Linked DNA regions of Mus musculus: region 1 is linked to region 2. A link is a loop called in an ENCODE intact Hi-C map of the cell type or tissue named here. Cell type or tissue: left cerebral cortex. All regions are shown on one strand. Each heading gives the region's core, and the rest is flanking DNA. Links, peaks and the distances in the headings are about the cores only. Region 1 overlaps Ube2j2 (ubiquitin-conjugating enzyme E2J 2). Region 2 holds the start of 9430015G10Rik (RIKEN cDNA 9430015G10 gene).

Region 1 (5,372 bases), core at 59-5,058, 150 kb after region 2:
CACTGTCAGCCCCCTAGGCCTGTCTTCTAAGAGGTTAGCACAGGCCCAGGCTACACTTCAAGGGGGAACTGGTCCCTGTACATCTCTGACCAATACAATTCCCCCCCCACACCCCCCCAGTCCTCGTGAGTGACAGTGTCAGGTCCCCAGAGAAAGGCCCTTCAAGATCAAAGTTGGGCTAGCTAAGGACAAGCCAAGCCAATGAGTACCTTGAGCTCAGTGATTACGAGGTAGTGGCCCTTGAGACTGGTCCAGGATTCCCAGTAGCCAGATAGCCTCCAACTGGTAAAAGCCGTGGCTACAAACAGCCAGGTGTGGTTCCAACTGCTCTATGAAGGGACTGGAGCTGCATCCCTAACACACGCTGGTTGGTCCCAGTAGGTATGGGTCCTGGTAAACAGAACGCAATGTTCTACAATAGTGGCCCTCAATTCTCACTCCAAAAAAGAGTGAAAGGTGACCAAGCAAGCCGTCCCAGCTCCAGGCCACACCCAGTCAGAGAAGCCTAACAAATCAAGCAGGGATAGAGCAGAACGTAAAGGGAAGTACCGTGCGTGCGTGCGTGTGTGTATCCATGTGTTATATATGCCAAGAAAGACAGCCTCTATGCCCCAAGTTCAAGTCTCAGGTTCGGGGAGGGCAAGTGCCTCAGCCCAGAGACCTCTTCAAAGATGCAGCACCCTGTTCCTTTGGTCCACTTATACCTCGGTGGCCTATCTGGAAGTGGGATTCCGCAGCTGTCTTTCAGGCAGTTTATAAGCAGGTAGGCTAGACTTACCCTGTCACAGAAATACCACAGTAGGCAGGGACCTCATGTTGTGGCTAGGGATGGACTCAAGTTTCCAGTTTTCCAGCTTCAATATCTCCCTGCCACAAACAACTTGGAAAATAACCAAGAGGATCCTACACTGGATCACAAATACCCTGACCAAAGTGGCCCCTAGGAGCATCTGCTATTGGCTCTCATCCAAGCCCTGGAGAAAACAGGAACCGGTGGCTCACTATAGATGCAAAGGCTACTCCGGCCTAAAATAATAGCACCTAGGAGGCAGACAGAGAATTAAAGTCCAGCCTGAGTTACATGAGGCCCTGTTTAAAAAAAAAAAAAATTCCTGAGAGAGCTTGACACCTTGACAGCACACCTGAAAGCTCTAGAACAAAAAGAAGCAAACACCAAGTGGAGAAGAGGCAGGAAACAATCAAACTCAGGGCTGTAATCAACCAAATAGAAACAAAAAGAACTGCACAAAGAATCAACAAAACCAGGAGCTGGTTCTTTGAGAAAATCAACAAGACAGATAAACCCTTAGCCAGACTAACCAGAGGGCACAAAGACAGTATCCAAACTAATAAAATCAGAAATGAAAAGGGACACATAACAATGAACTATATCTTAAAATAATTGTTTGTTGAAAATATTAAAATCATGTTCTACAAACAAAATGGAAATATTACTGATAATTTTTCTCACTGTGCTTGAAATTAGCATTTTCTTAATGTTTAACTTCGAAGAGTTTTCACTATTTTGAAATTTTAAAAATATACTTACTGATAAAATAATCTCTCCTAGAAACACTGATATTCTTTTTTAAGTAAACTTATAGTTAAGACAATGTACACAGATATATAAGGCATTTTTAATACTCTCTTACTATGCCAGGTGGTATAAGGGCTTTTGAATATATCTCTTAATGATTCAATTTTAATATTTTATGCTCTAATACTATGCTTAATTCCCAAAGAATATTTTGTATGTTTTGAAACAATTTAGTATTCAATATTAAATATAGGATCCTCAGTTATGGATAGTATTAAATGTTCATTAATGATATTTTTAGGATGAAAGGATATGAAAGTTGAACAAAATTTTTTATGTATTATTTGACTCTCAAAATACCCATTAATGTTTGATTATTAAATGCATTGAAATAAAAAATTTAAGGAAAAAAACTCCCAAAGACTATCTGAGAGCTCTTTTTCTCAGGGAAGAACAGAAGTGGCCAAGTGGGAAAGTTCCCTTCCAAGGTACCCCTTTCTTTGAATAACAACAGAATGTGAGCTTTAGGAGAGGTTTTCACCTCCTAAGGAAGAGCTAATAGAGGGCAGTCCTGGATGCCAACTGCCCCAGTCAGTGACCTCTCCCAAGACAAGTCAACAAGGCAGGCATGCTTGAGCCAATGGTTAAAAAGGCCACCTTTTATTCGGGGGTCAGAGCACGGAACACACAGTGGACACTCTAGGGTCCTGTAGCACTCAAAGCTGGGAGAAGTGTTGGGGCTAACCTGCCAAGCCGGCACAGCACTCTTCAGTCGTACACTAAGTGCGACACCTTGTGGCCAGAGAGCAGGCTGCTTTTTACTTCTACCCTAAGAACAAGCACTTCCTAAAATTTTCTTTCCTTCTGAGCTGTTAAGAGTTTGGTCCTGTGAAGGCTTGATGCCCCAGTGAAGGGCAGTAGGGTGGTGGGGCAGGACTGGGTGGGGGAGCACCCTCATGGAGGCAGGAGGATGGGATGGGGGTTCTTTGGAGAGAAAACCGGGAAGGGGGATAACAATTGAAATGTAAATAAACAAAATAACCAATTAAAAATTTTAAAAAAGGGCTGGTGAGATGGCTCAGTGGTTAAGAGTACTGACTGCTCTTCCAGAGGTCCTGAGTTCAAATCCCAGCAACCACATGGTGGTTCACAACCATCTGACACCCTCTTCTGAAGTGTCTGAAGACAGCTAGTGTACTTACATATAATAAAATAAATAAATCTTAAAAATTTTTTAAAATCAAAGTTGAGCTTTCAGTTGGGCAATGGAGGCCCACACCTTGAATCCTAGCTCTTGGGAGGCAAAGGCACGTGGATCTGAGATGAAGGACAGCTTGATTTATAGAGTGAGTTCTAGGACAGCTGGGGACACACAGAGAAACCCTGTCTTGAAATCCCTAAACTCCCATAAAGGCCATGCTGGGGCCAGGGGGCTGGGGGTGGTGCTGAGATTTCAGAGGACTAAATTCGATAATGTTCTGTCTTTCAAGAACTTCAGGAAACACCAATTTGGAATTGAGGTAATTTGCAACGGAGCACTCTGGGACCAGGGAAAAATTACCATCTACCAATAGTAGGAAGCACATGTCTGTAGGGCTCCACCCACCGAAGGCTGCACAGGTTGCACAGGCCCAACCAAGGGTTGTCAATCTACCTTTTGGCAGCTGCAACATTCCCTTCTCACAAGCCAGGCATTGCACTTGGTCACAGCCTACCAGGGAAGGGACATTAACACAGACATCGTGGAGTTCAGAGCAAAGGGGTAACTAAAGACCGTTTTAGGAGAGGACTACATGGTATATACATACTAGTTGTAAACCACAGAGCTGAATTACAGGTAATCATCACATGGGAGCACTTCAGCTTTACCATGGCCCCTGAAAGGAGGTGGGCTTAGAAGGCTTTTAGGAGCCCCTGGTGATGATTGATGCCCAACACAGACGATGTTAGCCTTCCCAAACAACTACTGCAGGTACATTAAGCAAAATCTCAAAGAGATGACATCCATAAGGGAGCTTGCCAGCTTACTGGTGGCCTGGTGACGTGTTCTGGGCAGTTTCCCTCTCCATGATCTGTAGAGAGCGACATCTTACATAGGTCACCCGGAAAGGATGGTGTAGCCTACCGTAAGATATGAAAGAACTTGGAGTGCACTGTCTGCCAACATAGGAGGGCCGGCTTCTGGCCAACTGGACATAAGGAACCAGGGTTACCAAGGCTCCTACTTCTCCATCACTCAAGGGAGCTGAAAGCAGAGGTACTAAGGTTGACAGCAGTACCTGGGCTACCCACAGTCCTTCACCACAGTCCTCAGCCACGGTTCTAAGTGCAGCACTTTGTGGTCAGAGAGCAAGCTGCTGCTTCTACCTTAACAGAAAGCAGAACCGGCACTTTGTGTGAGTCTTCTCTCACTCAGAAGCAATTTTACAATGAGATCAAATCAGTCCTCTCCTAGACCAGCCGGCCCACTTAGCCCCACCAGGAGGCTTTCAGCTCCTCCACTAAGAACACACACAGAGTATTTGATAGGCATTAAAGTTTTATATTTTAAGTGACCAAATCTAATAAAATGAAAAACAAAACAAAACAAAACCAACAAAACAGGTTTACTAAACAGGGTCAAAAGACAACACAGGAGATAAGCAGTAAAACCAGAGCGCGAGTGGCTCCGTCCAGTCAACCTCAAGAGGGAGTTGAGAACCACCAGTCTCCTCCAGATCACATTTTGGTTTTTGCTTTCTCTTTAAGGTTTGTAAAAAGTGAAGCCCGGGAGTCCGGCAGGCCACCCTGTGCCAGCACGTCCTTCACGCCGGCATCAAGCTCTGGCCCTGTGTCCCTCGGCAGCAACTGTAGGCTGTGGCTTGTGACCCTCACTCCTGTGCTATGCTTCTCAGCACGTACTTGACCGTGTAGGCGAAGGCTGCAAACCCAACTATAACAAACAAGTTCGCCAACGCGCCGCCCAGGAGTCCGTGATGCCTGTTGGCCTGTGGGAGCCCAGCGAGGTTGGGGCCAGCAGCGGGTGCGTGCCCATTGAGGAGCTGGATCCCATGCTGGCCACGGTGCAGCTCCCCATCAGGAACCACGTCTGGCAAAGGAAGATTCTGGGGCCTGTTACTTAGTTCATCTTGTGCTTTCTGTTTCTGTTTAATTTCCTGAGAGAAAAACAAAAAAACCCTCAGTTGTCTTAACCTGTCCATTTGGGAGCAGAACTCAAGTTTTTACAAGCTCAGATCTACCACCCAGAACACAGTTCCCCATGCCTCTGCATGAGCATAGCTTTGCATCCCATTTTACAGGTAAAGAAAGCAAGCAAGGTGTCAACATCATTCCTCTGTGCCCGAGTCGAGTAACGAGCTACCAAAAGCTACACCACCTTCCAGCCCACAGTACATGCCCAGCCCTTGCAGGAGGCAACTGATGCACCCCCTGGCTACTGGTGGCAGATCTCTTGAGGGATGGCCACTGATCAGCAAGCATGCCTCTGTGTGGACACTTGTGTATGTTCCTCAGAGTCTCTCCCACATCCCTAAGCTGTCTTTCCCGCACTATAGGGTCCTGGAGAAGAGCTAGCTCTGTCACCCAATAGTGTGTGCATCTGGAAGCATGACCAGTACTGAGCCTTCTACATCCTCCAGCAACAAGGAGGGCCTGCAATCCCACTACAACACCTACAGGAACACAGCAGTAAGCACACAAACACAGCTTCTCTTTGGAAACAATTATATCTGAAAGTGTTTTTAACATAAAGGAAGACAAAACTAAGTTCCCACTTTTGCCTTCTTACCTCCACAACTTCAGGAAATAATTCACAAAAGACTTTATCTTTTAAATT
Region 2 (5,372 bases), core at 135-5,134:
GGTGGGTCATAGGATCTTTCACTGAACCCAGACCTCATCACCTTTGCTGGATGGTCAGCCTGCCCTGAGGAGTTGCTTGTTTTCCTTCTACTCAAACTGGGATGAGGGAGGTACGCCACCTGCTCTTTCAATAGGGACTGGGAATCTGAATTCAGGCTCTCATGCTTACACACGCATTTTACCCTCAGCCATCTACCCAGTCCCCATCCACTGTATTTTTTGAGACAGGCTCTTTCATTGAACCGGGAGCTCATTGATGCGGCTCAGCTGACCAATCAATGAGCTCAAGAACCCATCTGACTCCATTCCTCACATTAATGTGGGCACTGTGGCTACAAACTCATCCTCATACTTGTTCTGCAGGCACTTTTAACTGAGCTATCTTTGCCACACCTTTTTATTTTTTTGAATTAGGATCTCATTATGAAGGCCAACCTTGCCTGGAACTCACTGCATCACTATGTAGACCAGGTTGGTCTTCAACTCCTGCCCCTGCCTCCCAAAGTGCTAGGGTTACAAGCATGGGATTACAGACCACTGTGCATGTGTGTGCAGTCTTATGTATTTCAGGCTGGTCTCAAACTATGTAGTAGATGATGTCTTTCAAGCTGATTTTCTTTTGAGATAGATTCTCATCATTAGGTAGCTACACAAGGAGTAGCATTGTTGAATACCTGTTCTTACCCACTATCCTGGAGCCTGGAACTCAAGAGATTTGCCTGCCTCTGCCTCCGAGGTGCTGGGAATGTGTGCCACCATTGCCTGGTAGCAATGTTCTTTTAATGAGTTACCTTATAGATCCAAATTAACATGAACAAATGCAAGCCAGTTCCGAAAGGTTGTGACAGATGCTGCTAGTGGACAAAAGAGCTCACCTAAGATGAGTTAAACTCATCAAGATATGTGCTTGCTTTGTTTTGGGGAAGATTATTAAGGCCAGGATATGGAAGTCAAGAAAAGAAACTATTAGCCGAGTTACGGGGCCACATGCCTTTAATCCCAGCCTAGTCTACAGAATGAGTTCCAGGCCAACCTGTCTCAAAAAAAGAAAGAAAAGGAAGGGGGGATGGGGGGGGGTGGAGAAAGAAACTATCTGCATAATTCAGATCTGTAGTTCCTTCTACGAGCTTCTAAAAATAAAAACGGACTCAAATTATTGTCTAGCTCTTAACGTAGTTACCAAACTATGTTTGTAACCTGGCTCAACCTGGTGAAGCCAACCCATGACTTTCTTGCGGGATTTATTGTAGAGGAGAAGCAAAATGTGAGAAAGCCCCAGATTCAAATCCTGCCCCCACCCCACCTCGGCCACACACAGCACCACAAACCCACAAATTAAAAACAAAACAAAACAAACAAACAAACAAACAAAAAAAAACAGTTTTGCCTTCTTTGTACACTGCAGTGAGACTAAGAAAACCCAACAAGATTACGAGACAACGGCAGGGGTTACATGGCCAACCCCTTTCCCAAAACAATAAAAAAACAAAATACTGGGCTAAGTTCGACACCTTTACATTTAATGCGCCGAAACGCGGGAGGATGTGTAACTCGCTGATATAGTGGCTCTCACGGCAAAGTCCTCAAGAAGAGCACATCCCGCGGGAGGACCTCGCCCCCTTCACGACACCAACCCATCTCCCACGTCCTCCACCTCCGTGCAGCTCGCGGTCCATGTCCCCTGCAACCTCCCCGTCCCTCCATCCACCACGCTCCACTCCCGGCTCCGTCCGTACCGCCTCCTCACTGACAAGATGGCAGGCAGCGAGGGAGGCGCTGCCCCGCTAGGCCCTGCATTAGTCTCAGAGTCCCAGAGTCTGCGCTACCCGCGGCCTTTACGGCGTCGCTGCAGCCGCCACCTCCGCCAGAGCAGGGCCCTCACTCACCACTCGCCAGCCGAGCTCCTTTCGTACCGGCCGCCCTGCGCGCGCCCCGCGAGCGTCTCTGGGATTTGTAGTCTCTGGCCCGCCCCCGCCCAGGCCGTGGCGAGGGCAAAAAAACTACAACTCCTAGCGGCCCCTTCGCCCAAGTGCGTTTACCCAGGATTCCGTCCTGGCAGCGGGTTTGCGTTCCCAGCGCTGACTGGGAAATGTAGTCCAAGAGGACTTGAGCCTAGGGAGGGAAGGAAACGACTACATTCCCCAATAGTTCTAGGGGCGGCCAATCATCGTAGTCCTTGTTAGGTGGCCGGCCTTGGTTCTAAGCAAGGCTATGGAGTGTAACGTCCGCCTCGCTCCAAGAGGGTCACAAAAGAATTCAAAGCTGGAGCCGGGTGTCGGGGCGCACGCCTTTAATCCCAGCACTGGAAGGCAGAGACAGGCGGATTTCTGAGTTCGAGGCCAGCCTGGTCTACAAAGTGAGTGCCAGGGCTATATAGAGAAACCCTGTCTCAAAAAAAAAAAAAAAAGAATCAGAACTGCCAATCAAGGCTATGGTAGCCTTTGAAATATTTAACTGGCTATAGTTCGTGATTTGGCTAGCCCCATTTCAAGATGAAGACAAAGTTCAAATTCATTCTTTTGTAAAAATCGGGACTTTCTAATACATCTTTGGCGTGTCTGCTTAGGGAGCTGGACTCTGGTTCCTCCCAAATGGGAAGCCACACCCACTCTTAAGCCGAGCATGGTGCCTCTGGGGTCACCAAGTGGAATGCTTAGGAGGAGTCTTGTCTCTGGGCTGCCTGATCGCCCCGGCCTCTCACTTTGGAGGCCTCGGGTACTTAGGCTTCTTCACAGAAGCTAAAACTCCATGGACGCCCCACAGTAACACAAGGAGGAGGCACTGTACTTTTTTTTTTTTTAAAGATTTATTTATTATTATATGTAAGTACACTGTAGCTGTCCTCAGACACCCCAGAAGAGGGCGTCAGTTCTCATTATGGATGATTGTGAGTCACCATGTGGTTGCTGGGATTTGAACTCAGGACTTTCAGAAGAGCAGTCAGTGCTCTTACCCACTGAGCCATCTCACCAGCCCTGGCACTGTACTTTTTGAAAGCTTACATCTTCTCTGAAGTGAGGTAGAACCACTAGACCGCCCCTGGAAAAGAGCAAAACTGTGTGCACCAGGGCTCTGTTTTGAACAAAGATTAGAGAGTATCTGTCAGGCTTGGTCCTGTTTTTTTCACCCTGCTCTCTGCTAGGCCTTCCTCACTTCCTCATGACCTCAGTTTCTCTGATCTGGTAGAGCTGGTCAGACAACTCAGCATTCTTTGCACCACCGCGATTTACTCCTCTCTGGAATTCTACCCTAAGGCCCAGTGGATCTAAGAATAAAGCTGTGGTCTTTCTTGGCCAGCCGCAGTGACTACAGCAGCACGGGGGGGGGGGGGGGGGTGTGGGGGGGGGACTGTGGTAAAATGGACGAGATTCTTCCTAAATTAGTGACATCAGGACAGACAGGATTTCTGTCTGTGTTGCTTTTTTTGTACTTCCTCTGGGCTACCCCCAGGACCTCTAGTATTTCTGGCAAGTATTAGGAAAAGACAGATGACTTTGAAAGGGTTGTGTGTGTGTGTTCATCAGAGACTTGACATCCACGGAGCGTTGGTAGGCAGTGAGTATGAGGGAAGAGTCATACGCAGGACACTAGCACCTCTTCTTTCACTATAAATGCTTCTGCTAGGATGGAAAGGTGTCTGCGGGCTCAGGAACCCAAGAACCACACAGCTCTGAGAGGAAGCCTCCTCGCATTGCAGCTCCCAGGGGAGGGATCCCCAACTGAGCTGAGGAGCTCAGGACCCTCAACTTCTTAGCTTCTTTTCTTGGCTTCTTCCAATGACAGAGTAACTCCAGGCAGTGAATCTCACAAAGGCTATTTATTCAAGGGAAGAATCCAGGAAGAGGGACAAATCCAGGGACAGATGCCCTCTGCTCCCAGGAGTGAACATCAGGGAAATGGGCACAGGGCAGTGAAAATAAGAATTTTTGAGAGGGCGGAGCTTCTCAGGGCAGAGATGACCAGAGTGAGGATTTCAAGTCCTGAGCTTGGGAATCTCAAAGATTGGTAGACTTTCATGCTCAGGGGTTAGTGGGGTGTGTGTGTGTGTGTGTGTGTGTGTGTGTGTGTGTGTGTGTGTGTGTGTGTGAAGTTCAGGGATTGGTAGTTTTTTCCCGCTTGGGGATTTGTGGGTTTTCCACCCCCTTTTCCCTGCGTTGGGCCCAGGGTTGCCATCTCCGTGGAGCTGATAGCAGACCTATCCCCAGCCCATTTTGTAATATTACTGTAGTCAGTAGGTTTATTTGGCCTTGGAGGGTAAGGGTAGCCTTAAGGTTTTCTGAACCTCAAATCCCTATACACAGAATTCACCACTCTAACTCTTGCAAAGCGCTGTCTAATCCAGTTATAGTCAAGAGCACAAGATTTTAAGTTTCCTTGGTCATCTGAGTATAGACTTAAGATTGCTTCTTTATCGGCCAGCAGTCAGGAAAGCAGGGGCAGGAGTATCTCTTAGTTCGAGACCAGCCTGGTCTACAAAGCAAGTTCCAGGACAGGCAGGGTTATTATACAGAGAAACTCTGTCCCAAGGGAAAAAAATAAGCTTACCATGCTGAAAGCATCTTTGTCCAATCTATACATCCAGCTCTCTGAACAGATGAAAGAGTGTTCACGCTTTTAATTCTGAGCTATAGCTTTTGCTGTGACTTGAAGGCATGAATCTGTTGTTGTTGTTTTGTTTTGTTTTGTTTTTCTTTCTACAATGTGGATTTCAGTACAGATTACAATAGTGGTAATGCTAATGTGTCTAAAAATTTTATCTCTTAAAAAAAAAAATCTTTGGGGCTGGTGAGATGGCTCAGTGGGTAAGAGCACTCGACTGCTCTTCCGAAGGTTTGAAGTTCAAATCCCAGCAACCACATGGTGGCTCACAACTATCCTTAAAAAGATCTGACTCCCTCTTCTGGAATGTCTGAAGACAGCTACAGTGTACTTACATATAACAAATAAATGAATCTTTAAAAATATTTTTTAAAAAAATCTTTGGCTGCACGGAGGCCAGAGAGCAGAAGGAGAGGACCCAGGCCCCCTCCACTGGGGCAGCCCGGGAAGTGTCCAGAGCAGCAGCAGCGAAGCAGTTACCACCTGCCCCGGCCACGCCGCCCTCTTGGAGTCTTTGTGAGTTTTCCATTTAACCCTGGACATGCTATCCCGAAGCCACTTGGTTTGGTTCTTTTATTCATTAAACATGTGTGGGTTTTTTTTTTTTTTTGATTTTTTGTTTTTTTGTTTTTAAATCCGTTCCTTCTCTTTTTTTTTTTTTTTTTTTTTTTTAAAGATTTATTTATTTATTATATGTAAGTACACTGTAGCTGTCTTCAGACACTCCAGAAGAGGGAGTCAGATCTTGTTACGGATGGTTGTGAGCCACCATG

What was found. Peaks named below come from ENCODE experiments on the same cell type or tissue, not always from the same donor. Only the 100,000 strongest peaks of a DNase experiment are listed, where the experiment ranks them.
Region 1: a loop joins it to region 2, with 3 times the contacts of the local background. A loop is called at or near these places in 17 of 42 quality-filtered maps.

The regions. Positions count from the first base shown.
Region 1 is chr4:155,956,401-155,961,772 of GRCm38, reverse strand. Ube2j2 (ubiquitin-conjugating enzyme E2J 2) reads right to left here. Exons shown (of 8, transcript NM_021402.6): 7 at 5,325-5,372; 8 at 2,169-4,692. The coding sequence ends at 4,408. Among named protein-coding and RNA genes, the nearest start is that of C1qtnf12, 3.2 kb to the left of the region's middle. In left cerebral cortex, for the core only: a CTCF peak has its summit at 2,327 (motif pointing left); a DNase peak (open chromatin) is centred at 2,320.
Region 2 is chr4:156,106,538-156,111,909 of GRCm38, reverse strand. 9430015G10Rik (RIKEN cDNA 9430015G10 gene) reads right to left here and starts at 1,912. Exons shown (of 10, transcript NM_177205.1): 1 at 1,737-1,912. In left cerebral cortex, for the core only: CTCF peaks have their summits at 2,023 and 2,855 (motif pointing right); DNase peaks (open chromatin) are centred at 2,023 and 2,610; H3K4me3 peaks cover 1,613 bases; H3K27ac peaks cover 1,060 bases.